Linked DNA regions of Homo sapiens: regions 1, 3 and 4 are each linked to region 2. The links are chromatin contacts, found by Hi-C or POLR2A ChIA-PET in ENCODE. All regions are on one chromosome and are shown on one strand. The core of a region is the stretch at or near the end of the contact, and the rest is flanking DNA. Distances in the headings are between cores, read along the strand shown.

Region 1 (3,406 bases), core at 633-3,132, 1.9 Mb after region 2:
ATTTTGGTACTAATTTTGCAATTTCCTGTAAGTCTATAATTATTTAAAAATAACTTTTAAAGGCTTTGAGGCTGCTTAAACATCTAAAATTATATTAAATATAAAAACCAGTAATATCTATATTAGATAGGACGTAGAGACTTAGCAATAAGTGCACTTAGCAGTAAGTGCAAGCTTATTTATTAACAACTTTTTGATAATATTAAAAAAGATGGATAACAACCTCAGGGGATTGTTTTTGAGATTAGCAGTACCATCCACGTAATGGAATACTATGCAGATACTGGAAAGTGCCAAGTAGAAATGTATTTACTATTTTGGGAAACTTTTACCAATATTTTGGTGAGTTAAAAAATACCAACAGTGGCTCACGCCTATAATCCCATCACTTTGGGAAGCTGAGGTGGGCAGATCACTTGAGGTCAGGAGTTCAAGACCAGCCTGGTCAACATGGTGAAACCCCCGCCTCTACTAAAAATACAAAAATTAGCTGGGCACGGTGGTGCATGCTTGTAATCCCAATTACTTGGGAGGCCCAGGCAGGAGAATCGCTTGAACCTGGGAGGCAGAGGTTGCAGTGAGCCAAAATCACGACACTGCACTCCAGTCCGGGCAACAGAGCGAGACCCTGTCTCAAAACAAACAAACAAAAAAAAACAAATGATCTATCAAGTTTGGAAGAATATTCACCAAAATATTAAAAGTGATTGTCTTAGGTCAGTGGGATTGCAGATGGTTTTTTTCTTTTTTCTTTTTTTTTTTTTTTGAGACGGAGTCTTGCTCTGTCGCCCAGGCTGGAGTGCAGTGGTGTGATGTCGGCTCACTGCAAGCTCTGCCTCCCGGGTTCACGCCATTCTCCTGCCTCAGCCTCCTGAGTAGCTGGGACTACAGGCGCCTGCCACCACACCCGGCTAATATTTTGTGTTTTTAGTAGAGACGGGGTTTCACCATGTTAACCAGGATGGTCTCGATCTCCTGGCCTTGTGATCCGCCCGCCTCGGCCTCCCAAAGTGCTGGGATTACAGGTGTGAGCCACCATGCCCGGCCATTTTTTTTCTTTTTTTGAGACAGGGTCTGGATCTGTCGCCCAGGCTGGAGTGCAGTGCTGCAATTATAGCTCACTGTAACCTCAACCTCCTGGGCTCAAGCTATTCTCCTGCCTCAGGCTCCCGAGTAGCTGGGACTACAGGTATGAGCCACTGTGTCTGGCTCAAGGTCACTCATCTTAAGAATGGAGGGGTCCAAACTAGAGCTGTAAACCTAGTTTGGACAGAGAGAGACCCCTCTGTAATCCCAGCACTTTGGGAAGCCGAGGCGGGAGGATCTCTCGGGTCCATGATTTCGAGACCAGCCTGAGCAATAAAGTGAGACTCTCTCTACAAAAAATAAATAAGTAAATAATAAGTAATTAGCCGGGCGTAGTGCTGCGCACCTGTGGTCCCAGCTGCTTGGGAGGCTGAGGTGAGAGGATCACCTGAGCCTGGGAGGCGGAGGGTGCAGTGAGCCCAGATCTTCGAGCCACTGCACTCTAGCTTGAGCAACAGAGCAAGACCCTATTTCAAACAAACAAACAAAAAATGAGTGACCTTGAGCAAAACCCTGCCCCTCTTAGAACCTCAGATTTGCCGTCTTTACACAGAAGATGGACTTCAAACTCCCTACGACCTTGCCCGGCCCCCTCACGCTGAATTGGCTAGCGGGATGGTTTCCCAAGGGCTCTGCGGGAGACTGCAGCATAGCAGCGCCGCGGCTGCCGAGGGGTTAATACCGTTGGGCTCTTCCCCTTTTCTTGCCCCGCCCCACGGGCACCACCCCCGCCAGGGTTGTACCCTTGACCCCGCCTTCAGGCCTTGCGTCCACCGGAAGTACCCGCGCGCGGGCAGCTCACTTCCGCCCGGCAGGTGACAGCCGCGGGGCTCCGAGCCGCCGGCAGCCCGGACGCACCGGGAGAGCGAGAGGTGGAGGCCGCGGACATTTTGGTGCCAAGCCGAACCGAGCCGGGGCGCCGGGAGCTATTGGGACCTGCGGGTGAGGAAGCGGGGACCCGGGCGAGCCAGGAGAAGAAGTGGGGCGAGGGGTCAGGGGTCCTAGGTGAGGGGTTTGCGGGGTCAGAGGTCATGAAGAGGACGCGGCGCTGCAGGGGCGCGAGCGACGTCCCCAGCCAGAGGAGGAGGAAGGGCTGAGGGTTCGTTCATTCATTCGCGCCCACTTGGCCGCCGGCCTGTTCCTCGGCCGCCCCATACCCGCAGCACCTCCTGGGGCTTCCGCCCGGAGAGACAGGACTTAGGCCCCGAGGAATTCCCCACTGGCCTGAGGGAAAACTCTTCGGGCTCTGATTTCCTCTTTCGGACTCACCTCCATGGCCATCCTGAGGCCTCCTCGTTGTTCAGGGCGTTATCTCTTTGCCAAGGTTGAAAAAGAAGAAAGAAAAAAAAACTAGAAAACGGTCCCGTGCCGCCCGCCTCCGGCTAGGCACTGGCTTGGTCTTGTTTGTTGGAGCCTCTAAGACAAGTTAACTGAATGGAGACACCGGTGATAATGCTGCAAAATAACGAGGGAGATGCTTGCTAGTGGCTATCGAGTCCCTTCTGTGTACCGGGCACTGTGCTAAGCACTTTCCTTACAATGACACATTTAAACTTCACAGCAACCTTTGTGGGGATTAAATATCCCTATTTTATCGATGAGGACCCTGAGGCACAGAGAGGTTAAATCCCACATGTAAGGTCATTCGGGTAGTAGAGGCAAGGCCAGGTTTTCTGCCAGGCTGTCAGAGACCTGCAAAGTACAGAGACAAAGGAAAGACTGGAGTTAAGGTTGGGGTGTAGGGGATATTTAAGACTTTTAGCCAGACATGGTGGCTCACGCCTGTAATCCCAGCACTTTGGGAAGCTGAGGCGGGTGGATCGTGAGGTCAGGAGTTCAAGACCAGCCTGACCAACATGGTGAAACCCTGTCTCCAATAAAAATACAAAAATTAGCCAGACATGGTGGCGTACGCCTGTAATCCCAGCTACTTGGGAGGCTGAGGCAGGAGAATCGCTTGAACCCAGGAGGTGGAGGTTGCAGTGAGCCGAGATCGTGCGACTGCACTCCAGCCTGGGCCACGGAGTGAGACTCCGTCTCAAAAAAAAAAAAAAAAAAAAGATTTTTAGCTGCCGTTGTATTTATTTGGATTTATGTCACGATGTAGCCTTATTGCTTTTTGTCTGATCTTCATAAGGGGCATTCGACTTACTTTCTTTAGGATAAAACAATCCTACAGGCTGTTGCTATTAGTGATACCTTTCAGGGCAAGAGTCTAAGATTTTCCTGACTTTAGGGAACAGTGAGACACAAAACAGGCTATCCGTGAAAACTATTTGAAGATTGTCGAGAACTTCTCTTCAGAGTGGTTGAGCTGCAT
Region 2 (3,104 bases), core at 273-2,772:
GCCGAGATGGTGCCACTGCACTCCAGCCTGGGAGACAGAGACTCTGTCCCCCCCACCCAAAAAAAAATTAGTTGTTTTCCTCCTTAAATTACAGCCTGCAAGATTGAAACAGAGTTTCCCCATTTCTATTTTGGGATCTGACTGAGTCACAAGGTAGTCTTGACGAATCACTCTGCTCTATCTCTCAGTTTACTGAGGCTGCCTGGGAACTTGAGCTGTCAGCCAAACAGGAAGAAGGGCCCTTCTGCCTACTCCAAAAGGCCTCAGTCAAATGGATATGGTGAGATTTAATGATGGATATAAATTACAGCAAATGGATTTCCTATAGGGTGAGGGAAAAAAAAAAAAGCAAACATTTTACTTAAATTCCTCTATACAATTTAGGGCTGGCAGAAAGGGTAGACTATTACAATGTAGCTGAGCAAATTTTTCCATGTTTGCATAACATGTGTTTTCAACTAAAGATACTCCTTCTATAGTCCTACTATATACAACACCCCAAAAAACCTCAAATGTAAGAAAAAGCAATGTGACAGATTTGACCCTGGCCAAGTTACACTGTTTTTTTTTTTTTTTTTTTTTTTTTTTTTTTTTAAGTGTCAGTGTTCATAAAGGCCCTTTTTCTTTTTCAAGGATGGGTATAAAGTGTTACTCGGCCGAACGCGGTGGCTCACACCTGTAATTCCAACACTTTGGGAGGCCGAGGCAGGTGGATTACGAGGTCAGGAGTTCAAGACCAGTCTGGCCAACACAGTGAAACCCCCGTCTCTATTAAAAATACAAAAAATTAGCTGGGTTGTGGTGGTGTGCCCCTGTCACAAGGTAGTCTTGACGAATCACTCTGCTCTCTCTCTCAGTTTACTGAGGCTGCCTGGGAGCTGTCAGCCAAACAGGAAGAAGGGCCCTTCTGCCTAACTCCAAAAGGCCTAAGTCAAATGGATATGGTGAGATTTAATGATGGATATAAATTACAGCAAATGGATTTCCTATAGAGTGAGGGAAAAAAAAAATCCAGCTACTCCGGAGACTGAGGCAGAATTGCGAGAACCCGGCAGGTGGTTGCAGTGAGCCGAGATTGTGCCATTGCACTCCAGCCCGGGCGACAGTGTGAAACTCTGTCTCAAAAAGAAAAGAAAAGAAAAAAAAAAAAACTATTACTCCACTCCCCACCAGAAACTCTTATTTTTTCCCCCCTATGTGGTCATGAATTCCTCCTGGGTGCATAGCTCCCTAAGTTGTTCTGTGTTTTAGTGCTTATAATTTCCCACATCCCATGATGCCCCTTGATAGAATTATTTTTTCTGTACTCACACAAATGGAAACAGAAGAGATGAAAAACCCTGGGGATGCGGCCTCGCAGGTCTCAAACTGATCGGCTGCTAAGCACAACCTGCATATCTCTTGGCTGAGTTCCTTTCTTGGCTCAGTTAGATTTTGCATGACCTAGGAGGCTTAGGACCCAGGGGGCGCCTTTCAGCTGAAAAACAGCTCGCGCTGCAGCAAGCTAGCTGGGAAGCTCCCAGTTCTAAAGAGAGGCTGTTTACCAGAACAGCATAACAAGGGCAGGTCTGACTGCAAGGCTGGGACTGGGAGGCAGAGCCGCCGCCAAGGGGGCCTCGGTTAAACACTGGTCGTTCAATCACCTGCAAGACGAAGGAGGCAAGGATGCTGTTGGCCTGGGTACAAGCATTCCTCGTCAGCAACATGCTCCTAGCAGAAGCCTATGGATCTGGAGGTGAGATTACAATCTTTCCTTTCCGCAGCAACTTCATGAAACAGAAGGGGTAAAGCCCCCTATTTCCCAAACAGGGCCAGGATGACAGGAAACGAAGCGTTTAGCCGGTTTCTGTTGTCCCGTGAAAGCTTTTCCACCCCTCCTTTCCTTGTCAGGGGCTTGCAGCTCCATCTTTGCCATTAAGAACAAAGGCAAGAAGCCACTTTCTCTCTGCCTTTCCTTGCTCATGAGTGGATGGAGCTTGGGGGTTCATCTCCCCTACTCCCCAAGTCCTGTTCTTTCTAAGCCCTTTGCATGGTGTGGTCCTCCTTCCCCAGCCTCCTTCTGTGGTTCTCCTGCAGAGGGGAGTGGGAGCTTGGAGTCTCATCCAGTCAGCGATGAGGCCGGTTTCCTCCGTTTGAGGCTGTCTTGAATCTTTTGCCTGACGGAGTCAAGGCTCCTGGAGAATTCTCCTGGGAGGGAGTATTTGCCTTTTAAACGGGCAGAAGGTGGCCGTATCCGTGAAGGAGGAAACACCGGAGTTTATGTAACGTGGCCATTACAACACAGGGACAAATGTCACGTCTGGGCGCCCCCCGTCCCAAAACTCCCAGCTCCTCAAAGGGACCCTAAGCCAGGCCTCCTCCTCTCCATCTCCTCCTCCAAAGTGGTCACAAGTTCAAGAGTAACAACGCTTTGCACTTCTGCAGCGCTTTCCAGGTTTCAAAAATAAATAAAACCTAACAGTCTCTGAGCGTTGACTGGGGGACAGGCACAGGCTGGGGGCTTCACACCCTGAGGTGTGCGTGGAGTTGGGGGGGGGGGGTGCGTGGGGCGTGGGGGTGTTGCCACGAGAGGAGAGGGAGGCCCAGCAGGGCCCGGGGTCCCCTAACCAGGCTGAGGTTCAGCCCGGGTGGTCCCGGCTCCCCTGTCCGCCACGCTGGGCGTCTTCCGTTCGCTGCCCGCTATTCTGTGTCCGGGGGCTTCTTTTCCTCACAGGCTGTTTCTGGGACAACGGCCACCTGTACCGGGAGGACCAGACCTCCCCCGCGCCGGGCCTCCGCTGCCTCAACTGGCTGGACGCGCAGAGCGGGCTGGCCTCGGCCCCCGTGTCGGGTAAGTGTCCTCCGGGGGACGGCCCCGGGGCTGGCGGGCGGCGGCCGCGTTCCCGGTGCCAGCCCCGGCACACATTTCCTTCTCTCCTCTCTTAGGGGCCGGCAATCACAGTTACTGCCGAAACCCGGACGAGGACCCGCGCGGGCCCTGGTGCTACGTCAGTGGCGAGGCCGGCGTCCCTGAGAAACGGCCTTGCGAGGACCTGCGCTGTCCAGGTACCTGCCCGGGACCCCGGGAATCCCCGCTCCTGGCGCTGACAGGAAGCGGCTGAGAC
Region 3 (3,298 bases), core at 27-2,526, 1.9 Mb after region 2:
GGCCCATTTAAATGTCAGAGTCCTGGGAACCTTTGCTAGAGAGAAATTCAAATTAAGTTGCTCTGTGTTTTTGCTACTCAGCAAAGTCCCCAAGCCAGCGGGATCAATCCTGAGACTTCCCAGTTCAGCATCTGCATTTTAACAAGATCCCCAGGTAATCTGAGCACACTAAGTTTAGAGAATCCCTTGTCTAACCCATGACATAGACATCAGGTTTTTTTTTTTGAGACGGAGTCTCACTCTGTCACCCAGGCTGGAGTGCAGTGGTGCAATCTTGGCTCACTGCAAGCTCCGCCCCCCCCAGGTTAACGCCATTCTCCTGCCTCAACCCCCAAGTAGCTGGGACTACAGGCACCCACCACCAAGCCTGGCTAATTTTTTGTATTTTTAGTAGAGACAGGGTTTCACCGTGTTATCCAGGATGGTCCCGATCTCCTGACCTCGTGATCCACCCGCCTCGGCCTCCCAAAGTGCTGACATTACAGGCATGAGCCACCATGCCCAGCCAGCCTTTTTTTTGGAGATCACCAGGTGATTCTGTATGTTGTCAGGGCTGAGAATCTGATGATGAAGAAGCATCTCAATTTTAGGTGCCAGACAGCAGCTAATCCCCATATGGAATGAGGGGCCAGTTGCACAGATGATTTTTCCTGGTCTGGTCGTAGGAAGGGGGCAGTGTATACAGATCCCTCACCTTGGAACTTCCGCATCCTTGGGTTCATCTGCAGAATCTTCTTCAGCTTGGGCTCCAGTTCCTTGATGTGGGAAGCCAGCCTCTCTAGCTGCCAACTGGGCCTGATTTTGTTCTTCTGAGAGACCATGGAACAGCAACAGCAAAGTAGATCCTCCCCATGGGGCTCCTTCTGCAGTGAATTGATGCACTTGAAGCAGACAGCGCATCCACACTCCAGGGACATTGGTTTCTCTAGATAGTCTGAGCAGACGGGACAGCTGCTTGCTTCTTGGAAGAGTGCAGCCATGTCCACTGCCAGGGGAAAAGTGCACAAGGGAAGAAAATTTCCGTGAGGTGAAAGCCTGTTAGTTGTGACAAGTGACAACCTTTTCATGCATAAAGGTATTGTGTCCCAGCTTTGTCACTTCTAGAACAAGACCATGAGTACAAACACTCAAGCACATCCCCCCACCCCCCGTCTTCAGAGATTTGAAGTTCTATTGGGAAAGAAAGTCACGAATCATCACTGTGCTCTGAACTGAGGTGGAGGAAGGGTCCATTCTACTGGTGACCCAGCAACTGAGCCTGAGCCAGTGACACGGCAGCACCCATGTGAGGAACAGCGAGCTGGGGTCATTTCACCTCCTCCTAGGGGAACCCCAGCAAGAGATTGATTGATGAACATAAGAATTAGGGGCTGGGAGGCCGGGCGTGGTGGCTCAGGCCTATAATCCCAGCACTTTGGGAGGCTGACGTGAGTGGATCATCTGAGGTCGTCAAAAGTTCGAGACCAGCCTGATGGGTGAAACCCCATCTCTACTGAAAATACAAAAGAATTAGCCAGGCGTGGTGGCACACGCCTGTAATCCCAGATACTTGGGAGGCTGAGGCAGGAGAATTGCTTGAACCTGGGAGGCAAAGGTTGCAGTGAGCCAAGATCCAGCCATTGCACTCCGGCCTGGACAACAGAGTGAGACACCATCTCAAAAAAAAAAAAAAAAAAAAAGAGAGGGACTGGATGCAGTAGCTCACATCTGTAATCCCAGCACTTTGCGAGGCCAAGGCTGGAAGATCCCTTGAGCCAAGGAGTTTGAGATCAGCCTGGGCAACACAGGAAGACCCCCTCTCTACAAATAATAGAAAAATTAGCAGTGAGCAGAGATCACACCAGGTCACTCCAACCTGGACAACAGAGTTAAGACCCTGTCTCACCAAAAAAAAAAAAAAAAAAATCACATCCTTCTCCAGCCTTGGAAATGAATACCAAATTGACTGCCACCACTCCTAGACTGGAGATCTGGGGATCCAGGGTGACTGGTTTTCAACTCTGAGGCAGCACTCAGACAGCCTTTGTTGAATTCATTAATTACGAATTTCTCTCATTCATCCCCCAAGGCATAACCCCCATTTCTAGGCATCTAAGGAGGAAAAACACACACACAGGCATGGGCTCACCTCTTCTGCTGGAAGCTCCTCTGTCCTCCAGCTGCTTCCACTGGGCGCTCAGGTCTTGTGCGGAAGGGGCACATGAGGGCGTTTTATTGGTGAGATTCCCACCTCCCACTGGGTCATGCCCTTCCACACCCTCTAACCTAATGAGGCTTTGATTTAATTATAACAGGGAATTAGGTTTTTACTGGTGATATATCTCCAGTTAATTGTAACTTTAGTAAATCCTTCATCCTGACAGTGTATTTTTCTTTCATATGAAGATAAGATTAAATTGCCTTTATATTAAATTAGGCTTAATGTACTAACTTCAAAAGCTTATTTTAGAGATGTTTCCATCAGTTGTCAGTAAAGATAATTCCTGTAATATGTTGTAGGCTTCAAGCTTTGCTTGGAAACCTGAAGTATTAAGTATGATTGGATTTGCAATTTTACAAAATGGTTTAAATTCATATACATCAGACTCAAAGGTAATAGGGGCATGCATTCCATTGAGGAAATTCTAGGGAATTTTTATTTATTTTCATTGGTTTATTTCTGGTTTTGAAAAAATTTCATAATTCATAGGAAAAAATTGGATAATTACTATTTTGACAAATGACCATTAAGCTTCTTGGACCTTGAGTACTTCACACAGTGTTAAGATAAAAGTCACAATTTAAAAAAAAAAGATGATTTTCTTGTGAAACTTGTGTTCTCAAATAAAAATTGTTACCCGTGAAGTGAGTTGTGCTTTCTTCCATTTGAATCAACCCCGAATCTTTTCATTTTCATGCCTTTCTGTGTAGTGGGATCTTTACTGCTTTGTTTTCAAATTTCAAATAATTTGAATATAATCTTATCATTTTCCCTATTCCCTTTGGCACATATTAAAGGAATTTTCTCTTTTTGCATAATTAAAAATAAAGACCTAATTTTGGTCGGCTTTAAATATGATTCCTCATGGGATTAGAGGACTCTGAGACACTCAGGTCTTGTTTTGGTTTACTTTTTTTTCCTCTTTACTTTCAGTTGACATGTAATAATTGTACATATTTATGGCACACAGTAATATTTTGATACATGCATAAAGTGTGTAATAATCAAGTCAGGATAATTAGCACACTCTAAACATTTCTTTCTTTTTTTTTTTTTTTTGAGACAGATTCTTGCTCTGTCAGCCAGGCTGGAGTGCAG
Region 4 (3,174 bases), core at 500-2,999, 1.7 Mb after region 2:
GCCTTGCCCCTGTCTTCACTTGTAAGGAAGTTTGTTTCTTTGATGGTGATAAACCTGGCATGTGAATGCCTTTCCCCAGAGAATGCACCACAGAGGAGCACGTAACGTTGTATACAATTTCAGGGGGCTTACTGATGCAACCCCTTTGCAGAAATTTTAACAGTGAGAAAATTATGACAGTGAAAGTGATCTGACCTAACCGACTCCATTTTGCTTCTAACCCCCAAACTGTCCATATTCATTCCTGGGCATAGGCCAAACTTACAGTCTTTTTGTTTGTTTTTTGAGACGGAGTTTCGCTCTTGTTGCCCAGGCTGGAGTGCAGTGGCGCGATCTCGGCTCACTGCAACCTCTGCCTCCAGGGTTCAAGAGATTCTCCTGCCTCAGCCTCCCGAGTAACTGGGATTACAGGTGCCCGCCACCATGCCTGGCTAATTTTTTTGTATTTTTAGTAGAGACGGGGTTTCACCCTGTTGGCCAGGCTGGTCTTGAACTCTTGACCTAAACTTCTGATCCACCTTTGCCTCCCAAAATGCTGGGATTACAGGCATGAGCCACCATGCCCGGCAGCAAATTTATAGTTCAACTTTGAAACAAAGATAACAGCCCTCTCCCAAAATAAACCCCTTTCTTGCCTGGGGACCAGACTGCTTTTGTAAGACTAACAAATTAGCCACGAGATTAGAAATTACGGTTTAGGAGTCATGCAGGTAGTGGCCACAGATTCTAAACCTCCCCAGTTGCTCCTAGGGATAACATCACTACTGTAAAACCTAAGATTGGTGCTCAAGATATTTTTCCGATCCTGCACTCAATGGATCCGCTGGCGATACACAGATTAAGAAACCGGATCATCCGGTTTTGTGGCCCCCACCCAGAGATCCACTCAGCACAAGAGGACGGCTTCCACTCCCTATGATTGCATCTCCGACCTGACCAATCAGCACTCTCCACTCTCTGGCCCCTACCCACCAAATTATCCTTAATAAAACCCAGTCTCCGAATTTTCAGGGAGACTGATTTGAGTAATAATAAAACTCCGGTCTCCCATTCAGCCGGCTCTGCATGAATTAAACTCTTATTGCAATTCCTCTGTCTTGATAAATCCGCTGTCTGGGAAACGGGCAAAATGAACCCATGGGGTGGTTACACTGACCCTCTGCTGCACATCCCGGACAGCCTTGTTAAGAACCCTTGGTAGGCTGGGCATGGTGGCTCACGCCTGTAATCCCAGCACTTTGGGAGCACGAGGCAGGCAGATCACGAGGTCAGGAGATCGAGACCATCCTGGCTAACACGGTGAAACCCCGTTTCTACTAAAAATACAAAAAATTAGCTGGGCGTGGTGGCAGACGCCTGTAGTTCCAGCTACTCGGGAGGCTGAGGCAGGAGAATGGCGTGAACCCAGGAGGCGGAGCTTGCAGTGGGCCGAGATCGCGCCACTGCGCTCCAGCCTGGGCGACAGAGCGAGACTCCGTCTCAAAAAAAAAAAAAAAAAAAAAAAGAACCCTTGGTATTATTGTTCCACGCTCCCATTTTACCGAGGTGGATCCTGAGGCCCAGAGTGGGCAAAGGGCTTGCCAAGGTCGCAGAGCGCGCAGAGGATTAGAACCCTGACTTCCGTCCAGCACCTGCGGAGTTGGAGACGCCCACAGGAAACGCCCACCTGACCGGGTGAGTGAGGGGGCGGGCGAGCCGGAGGGGTGGAGTTTATTCGCGCCCCGCCTCCGCCACCAGGGCTTGGGGGCGGGGCCTTCCTGCAACCTTTGCGGCTCCAACATGGCTCCGCGGCTGTGCAGCATCTCTGTGACGGCGCGGCGGCTGCTGGGGGGCCCGGGGCCTCGCGCTGGGGACGTTGCGTCTGCAGCTGCGGCGCGGTGAGAGCCCGGCCAGGCAGGGATAGACGCGCGCGGGGTGGGGTGCAGGCGCGGGGGCCAGGGACTGGGTCGTGGGGGAGGGGCTGAGACTCCTCGCTTGGAATCTGGGGGTTAGAGGCGGGGCAGGATCAAGGCCTAGGGAGGGGTCTGGGCAAAGAATGGGGGAGGTGAGAAAGGGATGGGTAGGGTCTTTGTCCTGGTTGGGACCGGGCTGTGATGGGGACCTGATGAAAGATGGTGAGAAGGGCAGGTACTGGGCCCTGGAGAGTGGGAGAGGGCAGAAGACAGGAGGAGTGGCCCATTCCCAGGCGTAGCTTGTGATTTAACACCCACTGGGGGCTTCTGGTAGTCAGCTCCTCCGTCGGGAAGTTCTGTGGGAAAGAGATGATGGCAGGGGAGCAGTGGGGGATCCCCAGGGGCCATGGCTGCACAGACCCTTTGTTCCTCCACCTCGAACTGTACAGGTGGGGAAACGGACCTGAGAGGGAATGGGAGTTGTCCAAGGTCACCCTCCCTGCTGTGCCGTGGCAGCACCAGGTCTGGGACCCAGGCCTGCCAATGCGCCATGCACTTTGCACCCAACTGGTGGCCTCCTGGGAGTGGGAGTCTGGCTGGGCCATGTGCTCTCAGCCTGGGCTTTTGTTTGGGCCCTGCTCTGGGCTGAGCTAGGGCTTGGCCTCCCTGACTGGCCCTGGGCAGCCCCTCACTCCTTGGTCCCCACAGCCCTGTACTTCCCCCATCTCTGCATATATGACCCTGCACAGTTATGACTTGGTGCTTGTCTGTCTCTCTCACTAGACCATGATCTCATTTTTCTCTGTTTCCCCAGCCTCCCACCCTCAGAGGGCTCAGGACTGTGTATGGTCAAGGAATATTTACCAAAGAAGTGAGGCCACCTGTTCCCCCTCCCCCAACCTGTGAAAAGGAAGCAACCATCCCTCCTGCCCTGCAGCCCAGGAATGAAGCTGCAAAGTTCTGATAGTGCCTGCCATGAGATGTTACAGCACAGAGCAGTGGGGCTTTTGGACAGCTGGGAAAGAGGAGTGGCATAAGCGCCCCACCTAGACTGCCCAATAATTAGGGATAAAGCTGACACCGTGGGAAAAGCCTAGAGTTTGCCTGGCACTAACAGATCTAACTCAGACTTTGTAGGTGGGGTGACCTCAGGACTCTTTAAGCCTCGGGTTCCTCATCTGTAAAATGGGAGTAATCAGGATGTATCTCATAGGGTTGTTGAGGATTAAAGATGCTGTGGTTGGTCGGGTATGGTGGCTCATGCCTGTAATCCCAGCACTTT

Evidence for each region. A loop is a pair of places that touch in the nucleus more often than their neighbours do. ChIA-PET counts read pairs that join two places held with the same protein, here RNA polymerase II (POLR2A). Pooled maps may share reads with other maps.
Region 1: a loop to region 2 is called in a map with no recorded cell type, with 16 times the contacts of the local background. The contact joins the promoter of AP1B1 here to the promoter of PIK3IP1 in region 2. A Hi-C loop is called at or near these places in 1 of 37 single-sample maps with no recorded cell type and 2 of 50 pooled maps. POLR2A ChIA-PET finds 5 or more read pairs at or near these places in 1 of 52 experiments (Caco-2).
Region 3: a map of transverse colon shows a loop between it and region 2 (12-fold over the local background). The contact joins the promoter of RFPL1 here to the promoter of PIK3IP1 in region 2. A Hi-C loop is called at or near these places in 2 of 168 maps with a recorded cell type or tissue (posterior vena cava and transverse colon).
Region 4: a pooled map shows a loop between it and region 2 (7-fold over the local background). The contact joins the promoter of NIPSNAP1 here to the promoter of PIK3IP1 in region 2. A Hi-C loop is called at or near these places in 1 of 50 pooled maps. POLR2A ChIA-PET finds 5 or more read pairs at or near these places in 2 of 52 experiments (CD8-positive, alpha-beta memory T cell and Caco-2).

The regions. Positions count from the first base shown.
Region 1 is chr22:29,387,046-29,390,451 of GRCh38, reverse strand. It overlaps AP1B1 (adaptor related protein complex 1 subunit beta 1), which reads left to right and starts at 1,882. Exons shown (of 23, transcript NM_001127.4): 1 at 1,882-2,028. It also overlaps a transcript of RFPL1 not described here.
Region 2 is chr22:31,290,906-31,294,009 of GRCh38, reverse strand. PIK3IP1 (phosphoinositide-3-kinase interacting protein 1) reads left to right here and starts at 1,522. Exons shown (of 6, transcript NM_052880.5): 1 at 1,522-1,735; 2 at 2,714-2,830; 3 at 2,926-3,045. The coding sequence starts at 1,666. It overlaps LOC105372997 (a long non-coding RNA gene), which reads left to right. Exons shown (of 4, transcript XR_001755493.3): 3 at 189-280; 4 at 858-1,066. RefSeq lists an enhancer at 2,140-2,189 and silencers at 2,750-2,869, 3,050-3,104.
Region 3 is chr22:29,436,561-29,439,858 of GRCh38, reverse strand. It overlaps RFPL1 (ret finger protein like 1), which reads right to left and starts at 1,276. Exons shown (of 2, transcript NM_021026.2): 1 at 695-1,276. The coding sequence starts at 1,067. It overlaps RFPL1S (RFPL1 antisense RNA 1), which reads left to right. Exons shown (of 1, transcript NR_002727.2): 1 at 1-2,844.
Region 4 is chr22:29,579,688-29,582,861 of GRCh38, reverse strand. It overlaps NIPSNAP1 (nipsnap homolog 1), which reads left to right and starts at 1,749. Exons shown (of 10, transcript NM_003634.4): 1 at 1,749-1,877. The coding sequence starts at 1,780. RefSeq lists a silencer at 1,943-1,992 and an enhancer at 1,976-2,588.